Regions from separate parts of the Homo sapiens genome. Here all the other regions are linked to region 1. The links are chromatin loops, found by intact Hi-C in ENCODE. Cell type or tissue: endothelial cell of umbilical vein. All regions are shown on one strand. Region 1 has its middle 21 kb from the start of PECAM1. Region 2 overlaps PECAM1 (platelet and endothelial cell adhesion molecule 1). Region 3 overlaps PECAM1 (platelet and endothelial cell adhesion molecule 1). Region 4 overlaps PECAM1 (platelet and endothelial cell adhesion molecule 1).

Region 1 (5,000 bases):
GGAGACTGAGGCAGGACAATCGCTTGAACCAGGGAGGCGGAAGCTGCAGTGAGCTGAGATCGCGCACCTGTAATTCCAACTACTTGGGAGACGGAGGCAGGAGAATCGCTTGAACCAGGGAGGCGGAGGCTGCAGTGAGCCGAGATCGCGCCGGTAAACAGCAAATGTTTTCTTTTCTTTTCTTTTCTTTTTTTGAGATGGAGTTTCGCCCTTGTTGCCCAGGCTGGAGTGCAATGGCGCAATCTTGGCCCACTGCAACCTCCGCCTCCCGGGTTCAAGCGATTCTCCTGCCTCAGCCTCCCGAGTAGCTGGGATTGCAGGCATGTGCCACCATACCCAGCTAATTTTGTATTTTTAGTAGAGACAGGGTTTCTCCATGTTGGACAGGCTGGTCTCGAACTCCCAACCTCAGGTGATCCACCTGCCTCAGCCTCCCGAAGTGCTGGGATTACAGGCGTGAGCCACTGCGCCCAGCCCAGCAAATACTTTCTTAGTGTAAGTATATCCCATGCAATATGCAAGGATGTCCCATCTGAGACATACTTATATTAAAAATAGTATTTATTGCTTATCTGAAATTTAAATGGGCATCCTGTATCTTTATTGACGAAATTCGGGAACCCTACAATTTGTGAAGACAGAGTTGTACAAGCATCACCACGATCCAGTTGAGCACATTTTCTTCACCCCCAAAAGTTCCCTCTTGCCCAATGGCAGTCGTCCTCCGATCCCTCTCCAAGTCCCAGGCAACCTCTGGTCGGCATCCTGTCTCTATAGATTTGGAGAAGACTGTATTTTTAAGTGGAGAGACTTGGCTGTTACATAACTGTTTAGCACCCGAGTATTTGCATGAAGAGTTTCATTTCATTTTTTCAAGTGGAACCATGGAGGAGAGTGGCTGCCCAAGGTGGGGTTTGTCTTTTGCCGTCTGAGTGGCCCCTGGGATGCAGGTATGTCCATTATTTAAATCTCTTGGTGTTTACAGACCACATGGGTAACCCCTGTTGTGGCAAGGCTGAGGGCCTCTTCACCTGTCACTGAGTGTGGGGACTCTTTTCAGGCCTGGGCAGGGCAGGAAGTCTGGAGGGGATATCAGGTGATCAGAGGGCCATTCGAGAATGCTGCAGGCTACAGTGACAAAATGCTGGTCCTGGGCTATCTGAGACCAGTCCTGGAATGACTTAACTAAATTAAATCTTATGAATCAAGGTGCCTAGCACCGTGCCTGTTGCCTAAAGTGTAGCTGGAAAATAGTCTCCCACGAATCCAGAGTGACATTTGCTCCATACCCAGTTGGGCCTAAGCCTCTAGATCTAGAGATATCCATGAAGAATGGCTCTTGCTTTAAGAACTTAATTCTTTAGTGACTAATGTTTCTAGAGCATTAACCGCAGGCAAGCATTTTCTAAGAGCTTTACATATGTTAATGTCCAATCCTCACAGACACACTGTGAGGCAGATGCTCGCATTCTCTCCATCTTGCCTATGAAGAAATCAAGGCTCAGAGAAGTTAAGCAAATCCCCTGAGGTCACACAGCTAGTCTGGGCCTAGAAGAGCCTTTTCTCCTACTATTACTCTGTGTTGCTTCATAATATGGTGTAAGTTCTGTGGGAGCCCAGAAAGCAAGGCATCTGAGCTACTGGGAAGGAGGGATGAGACAAGTACCCTGAGGAGTTAGCTGACCAAGGAAGCAGGGAACAGCATTTCAAGCAGAAGGAACAGCACATGCAAGGGTTACAGGCAAGAGACCGTGGCCTGCATAAAGAGTGGCTGATGACGTTTGGGATAAACGACTTCCCAGAACATTTCAAAAAAACTCAAATGTTTTCTTTGGGGAAAATAGTCTGATTTTGGCAAGAGAAAGAATCTCAGAAGAGAGCCTTGAGACCTTCAGGAGCTATTGTTAACTTGGTGAATTGTCTCTGGTGCATCTCTCTCCCTCACAAGGCCTGTTTGTTCTTCTGTGATAAAAGGGCTAATAGCACCTGTGCTGTGGGCTCATTTAATAGAACACAGTCGTGTGTAGGGCGTAATAGAAGAGAATGGAATGGAATAATGTAGGTGGCATGCATCGAGAGCTTCGCATGTGGTGGCCACCCAGGTGTGGCACAGCCCTGGGCCCCGACGCATCCGCTCGGGCACCCATGCCTTACTGACACATTGAAGAGGAGCTGGGAATTTGTTTTCCATCTGGCAGAGCCCCTTCCGTCTTCCTCTACCTGCGGTTCTGGGGGCTCAGTCTGGAGAGGCGCCAGGCGGCTAACTGACTCTGGCATTGGGAATGCGTTTGCAGGGAGCCAGGGGAAGGGAGAAGTCTTACTGCCGGCTCCCTCCAGGCTCCCTTCCTCGTGATTTATCACTATGGAAACTGAGCTCCTTTCCTCTTCGCGCTGCCGGCTGGTGGGGGTGCACATTGTTGATGCCGTTGCCCCACAGATCAGAAGTTCCTTCCTCTTTCCTGCTGCAGAAATGCCACAGTAACCTACGTGGCCCAAGAACTGCAGCTCACACCTGAAGAGCCCAGTCTTGGGAAAAACAATCTCATCGGATTCCCCAGGGGTTACGGGGGCCTTCTGGGTAAGCAGAGCCGGCCTGAGAACAATGTCAGGGGAGAACAATGCAGCCACCGGGCTGAGCTGGTGGCCCTGCTGTTCCTCTTCCTTCAGCTTCCCTAGTTGGGGGTTAAAAATGGATTTACAGGCAGTCGCAAGTATATCATGTTAGGCGGCAGAAAACTGAAACTCAGAGTCTCTTAGTGTGGGCAAAGTCTCCCGCGACAACCCACTTGCTGCAGGTGCCCAGCCCTGCATATGCCCACCCATGACATATGCCCACCCACTGCATTTGCCCACTCACTGCATATGCCTACCCATCACATATGCCCACCCACTGCATATGCCCACCCACTGCATATGCCCACCCACTGCGTATGCCCACCCACTGCGTATGCCCACCCCCTGCACATGCCCACCCACTGCACATGCCCACCCACTGTGTATGCCCACCCACTGCGTATGCCCACCCACTGCACATGCCCATCCACTGCACATGCCCATCCACTGCGTATGCCCACCCACAGCATATGCCCACCCACTGCACATGCCCACCCACTGCACATGCCCACCCACTGCATATGCCCACCCACTGCACATGCCCATCCACTGCATGTGCCCACTCACTGCATATGCCCACTCATGACATATGCCTGTCCATTTCATGTGCCCACCCATGACATATGCCCACCCATGACATTCCCACCTAGTGCGTGTGCCTATCCACTGCATATACCCAACCCCTGCATATGCCCACCCATTGCATATGCTTGCCCATTACACATGCCTATCCACTGCATATACCCATCCACTGCATATGCCCACCCACCGCATATACCCACTCACTGCATATGCCCATCCACTACATATACCCACTCACTACATATACCCACTCACTACGTATACCCACTCACTACATATGCCCACCCACTGCATATGTCCTCCCATCACATATGCTCACCCACTGCACAGGCCTGGTGAGAGCTGGCTCTGCTGGACTTGGTCTGGCCCTCCGTAACCATTCCTTAGAGGCCAGTGCCTGGATTACAGCACCCTGGGCATGGCATCACATGTACCTGTGCCAGGTCCTAGACTCAAGGACACAGGGCAAGGGGGGATTCCAGAGACAACAAAGGAAGCTCCCTGGCCAGGAAGTCCTGAGACACTGCCAGGCCCAGCAGTCCCCTTGCTGGCCACACAGACAAGACATGGCCAACCTCAGGGCCTCAGGGTCCTTCTCTGTAAGTTGACCTAAGGGATTCCTCTGTAGCCTCATCCTATGGGGGATGGGAGAGAGGGAGCTAAGAGCACCTCCTACTTGCCCATCTCTCTCTTAAGAGAGGTTCATCTAAGAGTAGCTTTCTGGGGAAACTGGCCTTCAAACGACCTGGGAGAAAAACATTTCATTTAGGAGCTGAGGCTTGTCAATGCATCTCACAATGATTTGCAGAAATCCCCTTTACCTCCCTGAATATACAAGATCTTTTCTAGGTGCAAAATGTTCCTGTTTGTTTTCCGTTTAGAATTTCCCCTTATTGGGAGCATATTTTCTCCCTCTCACCCTCAGAGAAAATTTCCAGGTTCCTTCCACATTCTAAAGAGCAATGTGAAAATTCAAGGTTTTCTGTTTTGTTTTGTTTTGTTTTTTTTGAGACTAAATCTCGGTCTATTGCCCAGGCTGGAGTGCAGTGGTGCAATCTCGGCTCACTGCGACCTCCACCTCCCGGGTTCAAGCGAATTCTCCTGCCTCAGCCTCCTGAGTAGCTGGGCCCACGGCACGTGCCACCACACCTGGCTAATTTTTGTGTTTTTAGTAGAGACAGGGTTTCACCATGTTGGCAAGGCTGGTCTCCAACTCCTGACCTCAAGTGATCCTCCTGCCTCAGCCTCCAAAAGTGCTGGGATTACAGGTGTGAGCCATGGCATCCAGCCCTATTTTTTAAATAGAAATATTTTTATTGAGATAATAGTACATTTGCATGCATTTGCAGTAAATAATACAGAGATATGTGCCAGTTTCCCCTAATGGTAACATTTTGCAAAGCTACAGTACACCATCACAACCAAGTTTTCTGGGTTTTGTTTATTTGTTTGTTTTGTTTTTGAGACAGGGTCTCGCTCTGTTGCTCAGGATGGAGTGCCATGGCCCAATCATGGCTCACAGTAGCCTCCACCTCCCGACTCAAGCAATCCTCCCACCTCAGCCTCCCGAGTAGCTGGGACCACAAGCATGTACCCCCATGCCTGGCTAATTAAAAAACAAAATTCATGTAGAGATGGGGTGTCTCACTATGTTGTCCAGGGGGGTCTCGAACTCCTGGGCTCAAGTGATCCTCCCGCCTCAGCTTCCCAAAATGCTGGGATTACAGTCACCAGCCATAGCGCTGGCTGCAACTGGTCCATTTTTAAAAAGCTCTAATTAAAGCACGTCCTTGACATTTGGGAGG
Region 2 (5,000 bases), 57 kb after region 1:
GCCAGTAACAGCATTGTCGTTATTTTATCATGACGTAACTGAGGCTTAGGGCAGACAGCTGGTGGGTGGTGGGACTGGGATTTGAGCCCACTGGTGTCCCAGGCCCGGAGCTTGGCTTCTTCCATTGTCTTACCACAGCCTGCACTCACAGGAGAGTGACTCATAAGTTACAATACCATCTGCTGACCATCTGCTCTCACACTAGAAGGAAAGTCTACTTGGGAAGACAATTTAGGATCCGAATTTTGGTAGTTGAGGATGGAGCTAGGAAAAGCGGATACAGGAGGTAGCCAAGTTCTGCTTGGACCTGCAGGGAGTGAGGCTGGCTGGGCTTCCAGGTGGAAATGCCCAGGTGAAAAGGGAGACTTGGAGTTCAGGAAAGTAACCTGGACTGGAGCCATAGGTTTAGGTGTCAGTGGCTCAGAGACAGAAGCTCAGCGTGTAGGTGAAATCACCCAGGAGGAGAATGGGGATGGAAAACTGAGGATTGAATTTTGCAAAATGTTCATACTTCCGGGGAAAACAAAGAATAACCAGTGAATAAGAAAGGGGTGCCAGGTAAGAAGGGAAGAGAATCAGAGTCATGAGGAAGCCCAGAAGCCCAGAAAAAGCTGAGTTCCACAGTAAGACCTGGGCAACAGTGAAGTATGGAGAGCCCAAGATTGGGAGCGTGGAGGAAGAGCATCCACCACTGAATTTAATCAGCAGGGGACTCAGGGACGTTGGTTGGGGAATCAAGTGACCTTCCCAGTTTCTTCAAAACTTGAGAGAGAGTGCAGTGTCACAAGATTGTGACTACAAAAGAGTGCAGTCAGATTTCAGGGGTAACAAGAAAGTGTGAAATAAGGGAGTCAAAGCATAAAGGAAAAAGGAGAAAAAATGGCCGATAGCTAGAGAAGGCAGTGGGTCAAGATTGTCTGTGGCCTGGCATGGTGGCTTATGCCTGTAATCCCAGCATTTTGGAAGGCCGAGGTGGGCAAATCACCTGAGGTCAGGAATTCAAGACCAGCCTGGCCAACAGGGCAAAACCCCGTCTCTAAAACAACAACAACAACAAAAAAATCCAAAAAGTTAGCTGGGCCTGGTGGGCGCACCTGTCATTCCAGCTACTCGGGAGGCTGAGGCAGGAAGATTTGCTTGAACCCAGGAGGCACACGTTGCAGTAAGCTGAGATTATACCACTGCACTCCAGCCTGGGTGATAAGAGCGGGACTCTGTCTCAGAGGAAAAAAAAAAAAGTTGAGCAGTGGCTGTCTCATGTTCCTCTTCCTCTGCCCTTCTTTGCTCAGTGTGAATCCTTTTCCTGCTTTTCAGCCCCGGTGGATGAGGTCCAGATTTCTATCCTGTCAAGTAAGGTGGTGGAGTCTGGAGAGGACATTGTGCTGCAATGTGCTGTGAATGAAGGATCTGGTCCCATCACCTATAAGTTTTACAGAGAAAAAGAGGGCAAACCCTTCTATCAAATGACCTCAAATGCCACCCAGGCATTTTGGACCAAGCAGAAGGCTAGCAAGGAACAGGAGGGAGAGTATTACTGCACAGCCTTCAACAGAGCCAACCACGCCTCCAGTGTCCCCAGAAGCAAAATACTGACAGTCAGAGGTGAGTCAGGGTCTCCATAGCAAGCTGTGCTGTGGGCTCCCAAGGGCAAGACCAGAAAACACACCCCTTGTAAGAGGGAGTTGGGGGGGAGTCTAGCTTATGTGACTGAAGGCTAGGAGAGTAATGTCCTCCAGGCTCTTGGTTGCAAGTGACAGAAACCCACTCAAATTAAGTAAAAAAGAGAAATCGATTATTATAAGGAATTGGGAGAATGTCACATCGTTCCAATTACAAATTGTTGGCAGACTCACCATTGAGTCATCTTGGGTCAAACATCCAACCACAGACCACCTGTAGCCAAGGGGATTGGGTCACGCAGAACAGACATGATTGGGGAACCCACTTATGTGGGTGGGGGCGGTTTCCTGGAGAGGAAGAGGGCTGAAAACACATGCCAAAAAGGAGTCTACTCCACTTGAGCCCTGGAGTTGGAGACCAGCCTGGGCAACATGGTGAAACCCTGTCTCTACAAAAAGTACAAAAATAGGCTGGGCGCAGTGGCTCATACCTGTAATCCCAGCTACTCGGGAGGCTGAGACATGAGAATCACTTGAACCCAGGAGGTAGAGGTTGCAGTGAGCAGAGCTTGCTCCACTGCACTCCAGCCTGGGCAACAGAGCAAGACTCTGCCTCAAAAATCAAACCAACAAAAAATAGCTGTGTGTGGTGGTGTGCTCCTGTAGTCCCAGCTACTCGGGAGGCTGAGGTGGAAGGATTGCTCAAGCCCAGGAAGTTGAGGCTGCAGTGAGCTGTCATCAGCCTCTAGCCTGGGTGACAGAGTGAGACCCTGTTTCAAAAAAGAAAGAAAAAGAAAAGAGTCTACCCCAGCAAAGCTGGTTTGTTCCCTCCTTGAGGACCACAGCTGACCTCTATTTGTAGCAGAAACAATCATTTCTGCACCAGCTCTGAGTGCAGAACCCCTCAGAGGTAGATGGATGCTAAGGCAAGCTGCCAGTTACAAGAGCTGTGAGAATCAGACTGACTTTTGTTGCTTAAGCCTGATATTATTTCTTCCTGGCAGAGGAAGAGCCTATATACAAAAAAAATTTTTTGTTTTGTTTTGTTTTCAGTCATTCTTGCCCCATGGAAGAAAGGACTTATTGCAGTGGTTATCATCGGAGTGATCATTGCTCTCTTGATCATTGCGGCCAAATGTTATTTTCTGAGGAAAGCCAAGGGTGAGCATAGTTCTTTCCTTCCATACTGACTGGTCGTCCTTGCCAGGAAACCAGCCAGGGATGCGTGGTGCTTTTCTGACCCCTGGATTCAGCTAGGCAAAAATGAAAGCTATTATTTTCCTCATTGGGCAAACCAGAAAAGATAAATTTGGGGGGAAATTGCATCTTTGTGTGGTTAGAAGAAGCCATTTCTGTAGATTTGTCCACACCTAGTCCTGTAATGCGTGTAGAGTGGGGTGCAAGTGTCTTGGAGACACACAAACATGCGCATAACACCCACATGTTGCACACACACATTGAATGCTTTGTAATTAACCTGGTGGTTGTGCTGTGACTTCTACCCTATGCTTGGGGTTAGCTAAGTAAGCCCGGCTGAGCAGCCAGGACCACCTGCTGATAACCAGGAATCAGAGTCAGCTGTCCAAGACTCAAGGAAAAGGGCAGAGCATCAGTAAATCCTGCAAAAATTTTTTTGTGGGATAAGGTAGGTTCTTTTGGAGCCTCTGGTGCTGCTGCCCAGGATGGGAGGGGAAGATGGGGTGAGGAGGGGCCCTGGTTTTTGTCAGGAAAGCTGCCACCCATCAAGGAAGATAGAGCACACCCTGGCGTTGATCTTAGGCCAGCTTCGAGTTACAAACGCAGGGATTGATTTCGCCTTTACTTTTTGTAATTATCTGGAATCAAAGAGAGTGGTCAGGCACGGTGGCTCACACCTGTAATTCCAGCACTTTGGGAGGCCAAGGCAGGCAGATCACTTGAGGTCAGGAGTTCAAGACTAGCCGGGACAACATGGTGAAACCCCCATCTCTACTAAAAATACAAAAAATTGGCCAGACGTGGTGATGGGTGCCTGTAATTGCAGCTACTCAGGAGGCTGAGGCAGGAGAATCACTTGAACCTGGGAGGCAGAGGTTACAGTGAGCCCAGATCACATCACTGCACTCCAGCCTGGGCAACAGAGCAAGACTCTGTCTCAAAAAAAAAAAAAAAAAGAGAGAGAGAGGAAGAGAGCTGCCTGCTTATCTGGCTAATCTGGTTCCCATATCATTGTCTCTTTTTCCATCATATTTCACTAACAAAAATCACTTCTGGCTAAAATAGTCAAGATATCATGTTTCTGGGGAAATATCTTGGTATAAGACCAAGAGAATACCTCTTTCTTTTCTGTCTTTTGTAAAAGAGTGAATATATTTGGCTTCTTTTTCTCTCTTTTTCTGGGTATTCAATCTTCTGGGAAGTCAAACGTAGCTGAAAAGAGTGTTCCTTCACAGCTTACTAGGAGTAAAACAAAAAGAAAAGAAAAGTGTTTTCTATCTATTAGGTTAGTGCAAAAGCCATTGGCGTTTTGGCCATTATAGTGGTATGGATGTGGGTACTGTATACTGACTTTGGTTTTTCGTTTTCTGTTTTAAAGCCAAGCAGATGCCAGTGGAAATGTCCAGGTGAGTGTATTTGTAAGAAGGGGGCGGCTGCTCTGTGAGCACGGTGGACATGTCTGGAGGGAGATTCTGGTCATTAGGAAGTTTTCAGTGGCTCTTGGCAAACTTAGAAAAATATAGGCCTTCCTTGGGTGTGAGTTGTGTGTGTGAGTTGTGTGTGTGTGTGTGTGTGTGTGTGTGTGTGTGTACCTCCGTGGAAGAATGCCAATTGTCCTTTCATGGGAAGGAATGGCTTTTATTCTGAGATCATGTCCTTCCTACATGATTATTTGTGAAATCTCCCTTTCTTTATGAAATTATAATGGTAGTAGATAAATTTTTTAAAATTTGACAAAATAGAGTTGGCCTTTAAAAAATGGTTTTACTACCTTTACTGTTGTTGAAATCCCAAATCCAAAAGTATAGAAATGATTGCTCTGTTCCAGAGAGAAACAGTAGCGTGGGATAAGAATTTCAGGGGCTTGGTAGTAGCCTGTGAAGGACTCCTGGTATTCATGTGTGCTTTGGTCCTGATGTTTATTTTAATAGGAAAAAGTTTTATCACCGCCAAGCATGGTGGCTCGCACCTGTAATCCCAGCACTTTGGGAGGCTGAGGCAGGCAGATCACCTGAGGTCAGGAGTTCAAGACCAGCCTAGCCAGCGAAACCCCATCTCTACTAAAAACACAAAAATTAGCCGGGCGTGGTGGTGCATGCCTGTAATCCCAGCTACTCGGGAGGCTGAGGCACGAGAATCGCTTGAACCCAGGAGGCGGAGGCTGCAGTGATCCGAGATTGCACT
Region 3 (5,000 bases), 68 kb after region 1:
CTCTCCAGCCTGGGTGGCAGAGCAAGACTCCGTCTAAAAAAAAATTAAAAATGCATCTCCTAACTGTCCTCCTCCTTTGCGAACCCAGATTGGGCAGTACACAGTCCCCGGGGGTCACTGCACACTCCTGCATGCTCAAAGGAAACAGTGGCTCCTGCACGCTCAAAGGAAGCAGTCTCAGAACCTTCCTGCCCAGCTGGGAAGCTCCCTGGGATCATTGCCATCTGTCTCCCTTCCTCTGAGGCTAACCCCAGGCTGCATCCACCTAGCCAGGCAGGCCTGGGGTAGTTTTCCTGACTGTGCAGGCTGAATGCGTGCAGTTTTCCAGGCCGTGCCAGCCACTAGCCAGACCACATGGCAATGGGGTCCTGAAATCACCCCTTGCTCCATGATCTGGGAGGAGTCTTGGACTTCTCCTTGTCTTCTCTTTTTGAGCCTGGGCTGAGTGTCAGCAGCTGTATGCACAGAACTTTCCTTACAGGGATGCCCCGTAGAGCCGCTGGGCTGTGTGCTGCACCACTGGGGCACATTCCCATAGCCTACCAACAGAATGGCCCCCGGGGGTTGTGTACTGCCCAATCTGCACAACTCACTTCCAAGTCTAGACTGGACCTGAGAGGGGTGGGGAACGCGGCAGGCCTGAAGCTCTCTTCCTCATTTTTTTTTTTTTTTTTTTTTTATGACAGTCTTGCTCTTGTTGCCCAGGCTGGAATGCAATGGCACAGTTTCGGCACACTGCTTCCTCTGCTTCCCGGGTTCAAGCTATTCTCCTGCCTCAGCCTCCTGAGTAGCTGGGGTTACAGGCGCCCACCACCATCCCCGGCTAATTTTTGTATTTTTAGTAGAGACAGGGTTTCACCATGTTGGCCAGGCTGGTCTCCAACTCCTGACCTCAGGTGATCCACCCGCCTTGACCACCCAAAGTGCCGGGATTACAGGTGTGAACCACCAGGCCTGGCCTCTTCCTCTTTATTTCATTGTAGAGTGATTGACTCGTTGAGATAACAAATTGTGATTAAGGCCCTACGCAGGCAGCACAAGCACATACAGACCCTCCCTTGTGGAGGGACAGCCTGAGAGGCAGCCAGGAACACACTGCAGCAAAGCCCTCCTAACCTTCAGGGATCACCTAACCTTCAGTGATCTGCCCACCTCAGCCTCCCAAAGTGCTGGGATTACAAGCATGAGCCACTGCGCCCGGCCCTGGTTTTCTTTTTCTTGCTCAAAGGTGGGGAAGGGTTGAAGGGACAAGAAGGAGGTATTGTAATCCCAGCACTTTGGGAGGCAGAGGCGAGAGGATCACTTGAGCCCAGGCATTCAAGACCAGCCTGGGCAACAAAGCAAGAACTTATTTCTACAAAAAATTTAAAAATAAGGAGGTATCGAGACCCTCCAGGATTGGGTGAAGCAGAGGCGGTCAGCATGTGCCCTCCTTGCCAAGCTGTGCAGCTGCAGGGATGCCATCACCTAACTGGTCCCTCTTTCCCCATTTGCACAAAAGCTGTGTGGGCTGCAGAGGTCCAGGTAGACCCGTAAAGAGGGTCACTTGGGGGCAATGGAGAGCTTTTTGGGAATTCAATTTGAGTTTTCTAGACCCGTCCTCCTCCTTGGCAGCTAAGGAGCAGTGTGGGAAGTCAGGCCTGAGCCTCAGGTGTTCCCTCTCTGCCTTCCTGTGGGTGGAGAGCCAGGTATTACCAGGTACGAAAAGGGGCTTTGTGGGTACAAGGCCAGTGGTGAGTACATTTGACCTGGTCTTGACCAAGCCAGTTCCCTGCTCTCAAGACTTCCTCCTCCTATGGAGGAGGGGTTGGGAACCACATCCAGCTCTGACCCTAGTGGCAGCCGACCAAGTGGTCACTTGGGGTGGAGGAGGGGCAGGAAGGAACTCAGTAAATCCTGGTTTGCTGCATGTTTGCTCTGAGACTAATTGCTGGGAAAACCCCATGACGTTGAAGCCATCTCCTTCTCTGTTAACACAGAGAAAAACAGAAGCCAAAATAAAGCCCCATCCGGAAACATCCCTGACAGCAGAGACAAAGAGCCTGCCAGCCTGGTTTACTCATTAGCAAGCAGCTGCTGCCGTGGAGTGGGTGGGGAGGAGAGGTAGTGATGAGCTGCAACTCTGCCTGCCCACCCATCACTTAACTGGGCAGATTTGGGGGCAGCTGCAACTCTAGAAGCTCCACCAAGAAGCAGAAACCCCCAGGCCCAAACACCAAGCCCTCTCCCTCCATTTATTCCTCACCTGCCCCAGCCCCCACTGTGGGCCTGGGTCGGAGGGTGAGCTGGCCGTGACCACCCCACCATGCGCCTGGTATATGGTGTTTGATAGCATTTGTTGCAGTGTCTGCGTTGTTTGTGCACCTGTCTGCCTCGCAGCCTGGAGCTCCTGAAAGCTGGGACCAGGCCCGATCACCTTTCCTCTTCCACAGTGCGGGGTTCACACTAGGTGTCTAGGATTCTGCTGAGTGAGTGATTTGGCCAGGCCTGACATCAAGCAGAGGGTGTCTTGGGGATGTGGAGGATCCCCCAATAGGGTTGGGGATCCCTACAGCTTTCCTTGAGGCCCCCACATCTGGTGCCACAGAAAGAGAGTGAGGGGTGTGTGGGCATCTCTGCTGTCCCAGCAGTGTGGTGCCCTGGTAGCTCAGCCACTCTACTGAGTTCCAAATCCTGTTTGGTGCCCTGGGGAAGTCAGTGTAAGGCCCTAGTCACCCCAAATGCCCCAAGTTCAACTGTAGGGATCTGACCCACCCCCAGGCTTTCTCCTCACAAATGGTTCCTGACACAGGAGCCACCACCATTACTGTCACTTCAAACTTGGACAGGTGCCCCCAGGCAGCTGAGCAAGCCTAGGAATGGGACATGTCCAAGACCCCAGCTGTCACCCCATAGGAGGTCGGGGTCTGCCAGGGAGACGGACTTGGGAACAAGTCACATCGGTGTGTTGTGGACAAATGTCACCAACATGCTGTGGAGCTCAGGGGGCCCTGTAACTTCCCAGGGCACAGAGGGAGAGTGAGTGTGGGTGTGTTGGTACATGCGTGAAGCTCCACCAGGGTCGTGGGGAAATGGGGCAAGGAGAAAGGGCAGTGCTGGCTGTGGAGGAGTGTGTGTGGGGCCAGGAAGTGAGAGTGGGGTGTCCCTGGAGCATGGTGAGACAAGGGCATCTCAGTGCAGGTAGAGTCCAGGGTCACACCCCAGCCATTCACTCCGAGGAGGGAAATGCACTGACCATGGCACAGGAAGCCCCTTACCCTATCTGGGGCTTCCTTTCCCCATCTGTAAAAGGAGAACAGTGGCCCACACGACATCAGGCTCTTTTCTACAGTGAGGCTTCCTGGGCCTTTGTGCAGGTGACAGGAGCTGGGAAGTGGCCAGGTTCCATCCTGTTTCCTCAGGGTTGGTGGGTATGTATGTGTGTGCACACCCTGTGTGCATGAGTGTGTGCACACCCAGATTGCATGTTTGTACATACAGTGTGTATACAATGTGTGTAGACACATCCTACACACTGTATGAGGGTATACATAGCATGTATACACATTGTGTGCATGAGTGTGCGTGTGTATATGCTGTGTGTGTATTTTTGTATACACATCCTGTGCCCATACCCCAGTGTAAGGTAAACAGATGGCAGGAAGGGCGCCCTTGAGTCTCCTCCAGGTATACGCCACACCCTGGGTCAGTCATCATGCTGCCATATTGAGAGGGTCTAGCCCAGAGGATCTCAGCCCTGTCTGCATATTAGGGCCCCTGAGGAGATCCTAAAAAACCAGCACCAGGGACCCCCCCAGACCAATCCAACCAGAAGCTGCAGTGAGGCCCAGGAGCCAGCAGTGAAAACAGCCAGCCCAGCTGTCTATCCCTGTAAGAGTTCTCAGTCCCAGCTATTCCTAGGGTCACTGACAACCCCCAGGCTCTAACCCAGACCTCAGGATCTCGTTCTGGATCCCGGGGTCTGGGCTCTCAGGTGATTGGGAGGCCATAGCCCAACCCTGCGTTGAGGGACCTGGCAGAATGTCTGGACAAGGGTCACGGTGGCAGGGGAAGAGGAGTGGGGCCAGCAAGCTGGAGGCTGCAGGCCCTTGCTGGGGGCCTCTCCATCCGTGGCCCCTCAGGTCCAGGGTTCCTCTGGTGCATGTGGCCCTGCTCCACAATGGCCTGCTGACCTCCTATTCCCAGACTGGGAGTGACGCTCGTTAGACCAAGACCTTCTTCTTCTTCTTTTTTTTTTTTTTGAGGTGGTGTGTCACTGTGTTGCCCAGGCTGGAGTGCAGTGGCGCAATCTTGGCTCACTGCAACCTCTGCATCCTGGGTTCAAGCGATTCTCGTCCCTTAGCTCTCGAGTAACTGGGATCACAGGCACGCACCACCATGCCCGGCTAATTTTTTGAATTTTTAGTAGAGACGGGGTTTCGCCATGTTGGCCAGAATGGTCTCAACCTCCTGACCTCAAGTGATCTGCCCCCCTCACCCTCCCAAAGTGCTGGGATTACAGGTATGAGCCACCTTGCCCAGCCAGGATCTTCTAACATCAGAAATGACAAGGTCTCTGGGTGCTTCTGGACCTGGTTCTGGTGGGGTGCAGTGGTGGGGTACAGCCTTGCCTGCAGAGCCTCAGACCTTTTCCTATGACTGCAGTGGACTGACCTCGTTCCCAGAGGCAGCTACTAACTTATGCCTGGTCCTTTTTCCAGATCTAGGAAAGAAGGACACAGAGACAGTGTACAGTGAAGTCCGGAAAGCTGTCCCTGGTGAGTGAGGGTCTCCAGTGCCCCAGCCTGGGGGATGCCCCCTAGAATCACTGATGGGGCCTTGGGAGTGGGCAGAGAAAAGAAGAAGCAAAGAAGGCCAAAAAAGGGGTGCCACCTCTTACACCAGCGCTGTGGGCTTCCTCTCTCCCACCACCCTTAAAAAGTCACCTCGGGTCACATTTACTATTCATGTAGTCAACGAGCGCTTCTTGAATGCTTACTGACCCCAGCCGGTGACCCTTA
Region 4 (5,000 bases), 91 kb after region 1:
TTCTTTGGAAATACACAGTGCTGACCAGACAGCCTCCCCCTGTCCCCTCTATGACCTCGCCCTCCACAAATGGGAAAACCAGACTACTTGGGAGCACCGCCTGTGAAATACCAACCTGAAGACACCGTTCATTCAGGCAACGCACAAAACAGAAAATGAAGGTGGAACAAGCACAGATGTTCTTCAACTGTTTTTGTCTACACTCTTTCTCTTTTCCTCTACCATGCTGAAGGCTGAAAGACAGGAAGATGGTGCCATCAGCAAATATTATTCTTAATTGAAAACTTGAAATGTGTATGTTTCTTACTAATTTTTAAAAATGTATTCCTTGCCAGGGCAGGCAAGGTGGCTCACGCCTGTAATCCCAGCACTTCAGGAGGCTGAGGTGGGCGGATCACCTGAGGTCAGGAGTTTGAGACCAGCCTGATGAAACCCTGTCTCTACTAAAAATACAAGAATTAGCCGGGCGTGGTGGCGCATGCCTGTAGTATCAGCTACTCAAGAGGCTGAGGTGAGATTATCGCTTGAACCCAGGAAACGGAGGTTGTAGTGAGCGGAGATCGCGCCACTGCACTCCAGCCTGAGTGACAGAGTGAGAATCCATCTCAAAAAAAACAAAAAACAAAATTGCTTGCTAAAGAAGTGGTCTCCTGAGGTCTTAAGACATTCCTGACAGTGTCTTGAGTGGGTGGGAGAGAGGCTGCTGTCATTGCGCTGTGGAATTTCACAGATGAGAACCACGCCTAGCCAAAATCACTTTTCCTGTTTGCCTCAGTGACACAGCTGCAGGGACCCTCGTGGATGTTGTATTAAATAAATTTGACCTTTGCTCTTTGCAGATCTGTGAAATGTTGTCTTCTGAGGGGCCACATGCATCTATAGTGCTGAGGACTCCTTGGGCCTCTGAAGTCACAGAGAGAACCGAGCAGGTCTATGTTTTTGTTTTGTTGTTTTGAGACGGAGATTCGCTCTTGTTGCCCGGGCTGGACTGCAGCGGCGCAACCTCTGCTCACTGCAACCTCCGCCTCCTGGGTTCAAGCAGTTCTCCTGTCTCAGCCTCCCGAGTAGCTGGGATTACAGGCACATGTCACCACGCCTGGCTAATTTTTGTATTTTTAGTAGAGATGGGGTTTCACCACGTTGGCCAGGCTGATCTCGAATGCCTGACCTTTGGTGATCTGCCCGCCTTGTCCTCATGTGTGCTCCACAGGCCTTTGGGTTGGGATTGCAGGCGTGAGCCACCATGCCCAGCCTAGACTCTTTTGACAATATGATGAAAGCTGTTGGTTCCTTTCCCCAACACACACACACCGAGTTGTATCACGAAAATGTCATACAATTTCCAGGTTTTCTGAGTGGTGGGCTCAGATTGAGGTCAAAGGATCAGACGACCTCTAACGACCTTCATGTCTCTGTTGATGATCTGGGGACAGCCAGATCCCCTGTGTCCAGGGAGTTCCTTAGTCCCTTGCCACCACCAGAGAAGGGCAATTGCCACGGGAGCTGCAAAGACCCTATTCCTACTCCTGGTGCCTTACTTATGCAGCACGACTGAATTTTTTGTTTTGTTTTGTTTTGTTGAGACAGGGGCTTGCTCTGTTGCCCAGGCTGGAGTGCAGTGGCACAACAATGGCTCACCGCAGCCTCGAACCCCTGGGCTCAAGCGATCCTCCCATCTCAGCTTCCTGGGTAGCTGGGACCAGAGGCGTGAGCCGCCATAGCTGGCTAATTTTTAATTTTTTTTTTGCAGAGATGAGGTTTCACCATGGTGCCCAGGCTGGTCTCGAACTTCTGGGCTCAAGTGATCCTCCCTCCTTGGCCTCGCAAAGTGCTGGGATTGCAGGCATGAGCCACCGCCCCCGGCCTGTGGAGCACACATGAGTTTAAAATTACTTTCCCTTCTGCCTATATTTCCGAGGAGGAAACTTCATGCGCAGGGATCTTTCTTAGTGGATTTAATGGCTAAAAGGTCTGTCTGAATCCAGGACGCTGGCTTTAGCCTTCCTCGGCAGCTGCCGTAACCCCGGTGTCTAAACCTGAAGCATCCCAGGAGCACCCACTCCAGGAGTTTTCTCGGCCGCGGAACTCATTAGTTAGAGCGCCCTCTTGTGTTCTCATGTGGTAATCGGTCACTGAAGGACTTAAAATGGTCCTTAGCCAACACACAGTAAAACTTTTCCCTCTTCTGACCCCAAGAGGTCAGCCACCCATTTCATGAGCATATACTGGTCGCCCCATCAGCGTTCTCTGATTGGCTAACTGAACCCACTCCCCGACCTAGACTCAAGACAGGCGAAGTGACGCTTAGGTCAACATTCACTCACTAAAGCAACGACTGTCGGGCGATTTTGTCTCCCGCTGGTTTTGGAATGGTGTCTGGAGACATTTTTGGTTGTCACAGCTGGGTGGGTGTGCTCCCGGCATCTGGTGGGTAGAAACCAAGCATGCTCCTAAACATCCTACAGGCACAGAACCGTCTCCCACGACCAAGCATGATCAAGTCCCAAATGCCAATAATGGCCAGGTTGAGAAACTCTGCACAGAAGCATCCAGTTATTTGTCTGTTTGCTCAACAAGCTTGTGCTCATCATGCTCTGTGTTCCTGACGCTGTGCTGGGTGTTGGCGGTGGGAAGATTACAAGAGTCACATGGCAGCTGTCCTCCTGGAAGGTACAACCCAGTAGAGATGCAGACTAACAGAGAGCCAATTACAAAGCAGTGTGACAAGCGTCATGGTGGAAAATTAAAAGCTCAAACAAGGGCACATGGGAGGGGCTTCCAACACAGACTTTGGGGGATCCAGGAAGGTCTAAGAGGAAAGTGGGTCTCACCAAAGCCTTGACCATAGGCAGAGGGTACCAGTGGAAAAGGTGGGGTGAAGAACATTGAGGACAAAAGGAAGAAGTGCAGGAAGGCCCTGAGGCAAGGGAGTGGGGGGTGCCCTGGAGGGATGGCAGCAGGGCAGTCTGTCAGACCCAAGTGGCCTCCAGCCCTAGAAGCCAATTAGTCCTCCTCAAAAAGCTGTCACTGTCCCCTAAGAATTGCTGCCAGGCTCCCACTGGCCTGACTCAGTCTTTGAGAGTCTTAAGGAGGAGGTCTCTGAAAGGTACACACCAAGAACTCTCCCCAGCACAGCTGTTTTTAAGACTCTCCACCAGCGTCATTGGCGTGTTGGGAAGAAACCCTCTGCCACAGAGGCCAGCTTCAGCCTTTGCCTAACACCGCAAGGGCAAATGGAAAGGTAAACGGGAAGGAGATGTCTCCCCAGCAGGCTATTTGAGGACAGTCTTCCCTGCAGAAGATCTCAACCTGGGGTCCACAGAGTGGAAATGTTAGAGTAGGGAGCTAGGCAAACATGAGCAGGACAGGTGAGGGCCCCCACAGGAATGTCAGGCTACCATCAGGTGATGGTCAGGTGGTTGTTAAACTGTCTCTGTAAAATAATAATTGGTTGCAGCCAGCTCCAAGCAAGGACAGTCTCTCAATAGATACAAAACACCCTGATCTGGTGATCAGCCGCTTCCCGATAAGATCTCAGGAGCTGGGCAAGCAGCCTGGAGCATGCGCACCAAGAGGCAAAATGGCGGAATTTAACCAGTATATGACCTACCTTCCTCTGGGAACGCACGACTGGTAAGGGGAAAAATGCCTCAAGTGAGCATGCGCGCAACTTCAGTAATCACACTGTGCATGCGACCCCTTCCAAGTGCTGGCAGGTCACCACATACGCGGACAGCCTGCTGCAAGGGAAGAATCAGGGGAGATGAGACGTAAATCCCAGAACTATGCCAAATACATAAAACCCCAAGTTAAGGGTCAGGCAGGGCACTTAGATCTCTCAAGTTGCCTGCCTGACCCAAGTGTAGTGTACTTCCTTTTGTTCCTGCTCTAAAACTTTTTAATAAACTCTCACTCCTGCTCTAAAACTTGCCTTGGTCTCTCCCTGTGCCTTAAAACCACTTAAAACCACCTCTGCCCCTCAGCTGAGTTCTGTCTTTGAGAAGGCAAGCATCAAGTTTGCTGCAGACCCATTGGATTCACCACTGGTAACAGAAGTTGGGGTAAGGCGTGGGGCCTGAGAATTCTCTAAGAGTAGGTGCAGCCGGGCGCGGTGGCTCACGCCTGTAACCCCAGCACTTTGAGAGGCTGAGGTGGGTGGATCAGCTGAGGTCAGGAGTTCGAGACCAGCCTCAATATGGGGAAACCCCATCTCTACTAAAAATACAAAATCAGCCGGGCGTAGTGGTGCATGCCTGTAATCTCAGCTACTCGGGAGGCTGAGGCAGGAGAATTGCTTGAACCTGGGAGGCAGAGGTTGTGGTGAGCCAAGATCGAGCCATTGCACTCCAGCCTGGGCAACAAGAGCGAAACTCTGTCTCAAAAAAAAAAAAGAGTAGGTGCAAAAGGTTATGAGGGTGTGCAGTTTTCTATGGGAGAGAATCCATAGCTTTTATCCATGTCTTTGTTTGTTTTGAGATAAAGAGTCTTGCTCTGTCACGCAGGCTGGAGTGCACTGGTGTGAACATGGCTCACTGCAGCCTTGACCTCCCGGGCTCAAGCAATCCTCCTGTCTCAGCTTCCCAAAGCTGGGACCACAGGTGCCCACGACCACACCCAGCTAATTTTTAATTTTTTTGTAGAGATGAGGGTGTTACTATGTTGCCCAGGCTGGTCACAAACTCCTGGGCTCAAGTGATAGAACTCCTGCCTCAGCCTCCCAAATTCTGGTATTATAGGTGTGAGCCACTACGCCTGGCCTTTTATCAGTTTCTTGAAGGGAGATAGGGTCCAAAAAAGGGTTAGGAACTTCTAAATAATTAAAAACTCACATATGCTTCATATTATTTGATGTCAGTTAAAACCCCAAAATAGTGATCAATACATTTCTTACCAAAGGATCTACTTTAAAGACAGTTTTACATTCAATATCCCCAGCAAGACTCGGCTTACCTTCAGAAAATTGCTCAGAATAAGGAAACAAATGGTGATTTCAACATTTG

What was found. Peaks named below come from ENCODE experiments on the same cell type or tissue, not always from the same donor. Only the 100,000 strongest peaks of a DNase experiment are listed, where the experiment ranks them.
Region 2: a loop joins it to region 1, with 4 times the contacts of the local background. A loop is called at or near these places in 5 of 110 quality-filtered maps.
Region 3: it touches region 1 in a loop (5-fold over the local background); 6 of 110 quality-filtered maps call a loop at or near these places.
Region 4: it touches region 1 in a loop (2.8-fold over the local background); 103 of 110 quality-filtered maps call a loop at or near these places.

The regions. Positions count from the first base shown.
Region 1 is chr17:64,409,664-64,414,663 of GRCh38, reverse strand. No RefSeq gene overlaps it. Among named protein-coding and RNA genes, the nearest start is that of PECAM1, 21 kb to the right of the region's middle. In endothelial cell of umbilical vein, no CTCF peak of the experiment used is centred here; a DNase peak (open chromatin) is centred at 2,503; H3K27ac peaks cover 3,302 bases.
Region 2 is chr17:64,352,713-64,357,712 of GRCh38, reverse strand. It overlaps PECAM1 (platelet and endothelial cell adhesion molecule 1), which reads left to right. Exons shown (of 16, transcript NM_000442.5): 8 at 1,315-1,602; 9 at 2,673-2,780; 10 at 4,195-4,222. Among named protein-coding and RNA genes, the nearest start is that of PECAM1, 36 kb to the left of the region's middle. In endothelial cell of umbilical vein, no CTCF peak of the experiment used is centred here; DNase peaks (open chromatin) are centred at 92, 1,732 and 2,692; H3K27ac peaks cover 3,678 bases.
Region 3 is chr17:64,341,391-64,346,390 of GRCh38, reverse strand. It overlaps PECAM1 (platelet and endothelial cell adhesion molecule 1), which reads left to right. Exons shown (of 16, transcript NM_000442.5): 14 at 4,701-4,757. Among named protein-coding and RNA genes, the nearest start is that of PECAM1, 47 kb to the left of the region's middle. In endothelial cell of umbilical vein, no CTCF peak of the experiment used is centred here; DNase peaks (open chromatin) are centred at 220 and 1,920; H3K27ac peaks cover 3,336 bases.
Region 4 is chr17:64,318,341-64,323,340 of GRCh38, reverse strand. PECAM1 (platelet and endothelial cell adhesion molecule 1) reads left to right here. Exons shown (of 16, transcript NM_000442.5): 16 at 1-3,926. Among named protein-coding and RNA genes, the nearest start is that of TEX2, 58 kb to the right of the region's middle. RefSeq lists a silencer at 2,093-2,304. In endothelial cell of umbilical vein, a CTCF peak has its summit at 2,111 (motif pointing left); a DNase peak (open chromatin) is centred at 2,090; H3K27ac peaks cover 390 bases.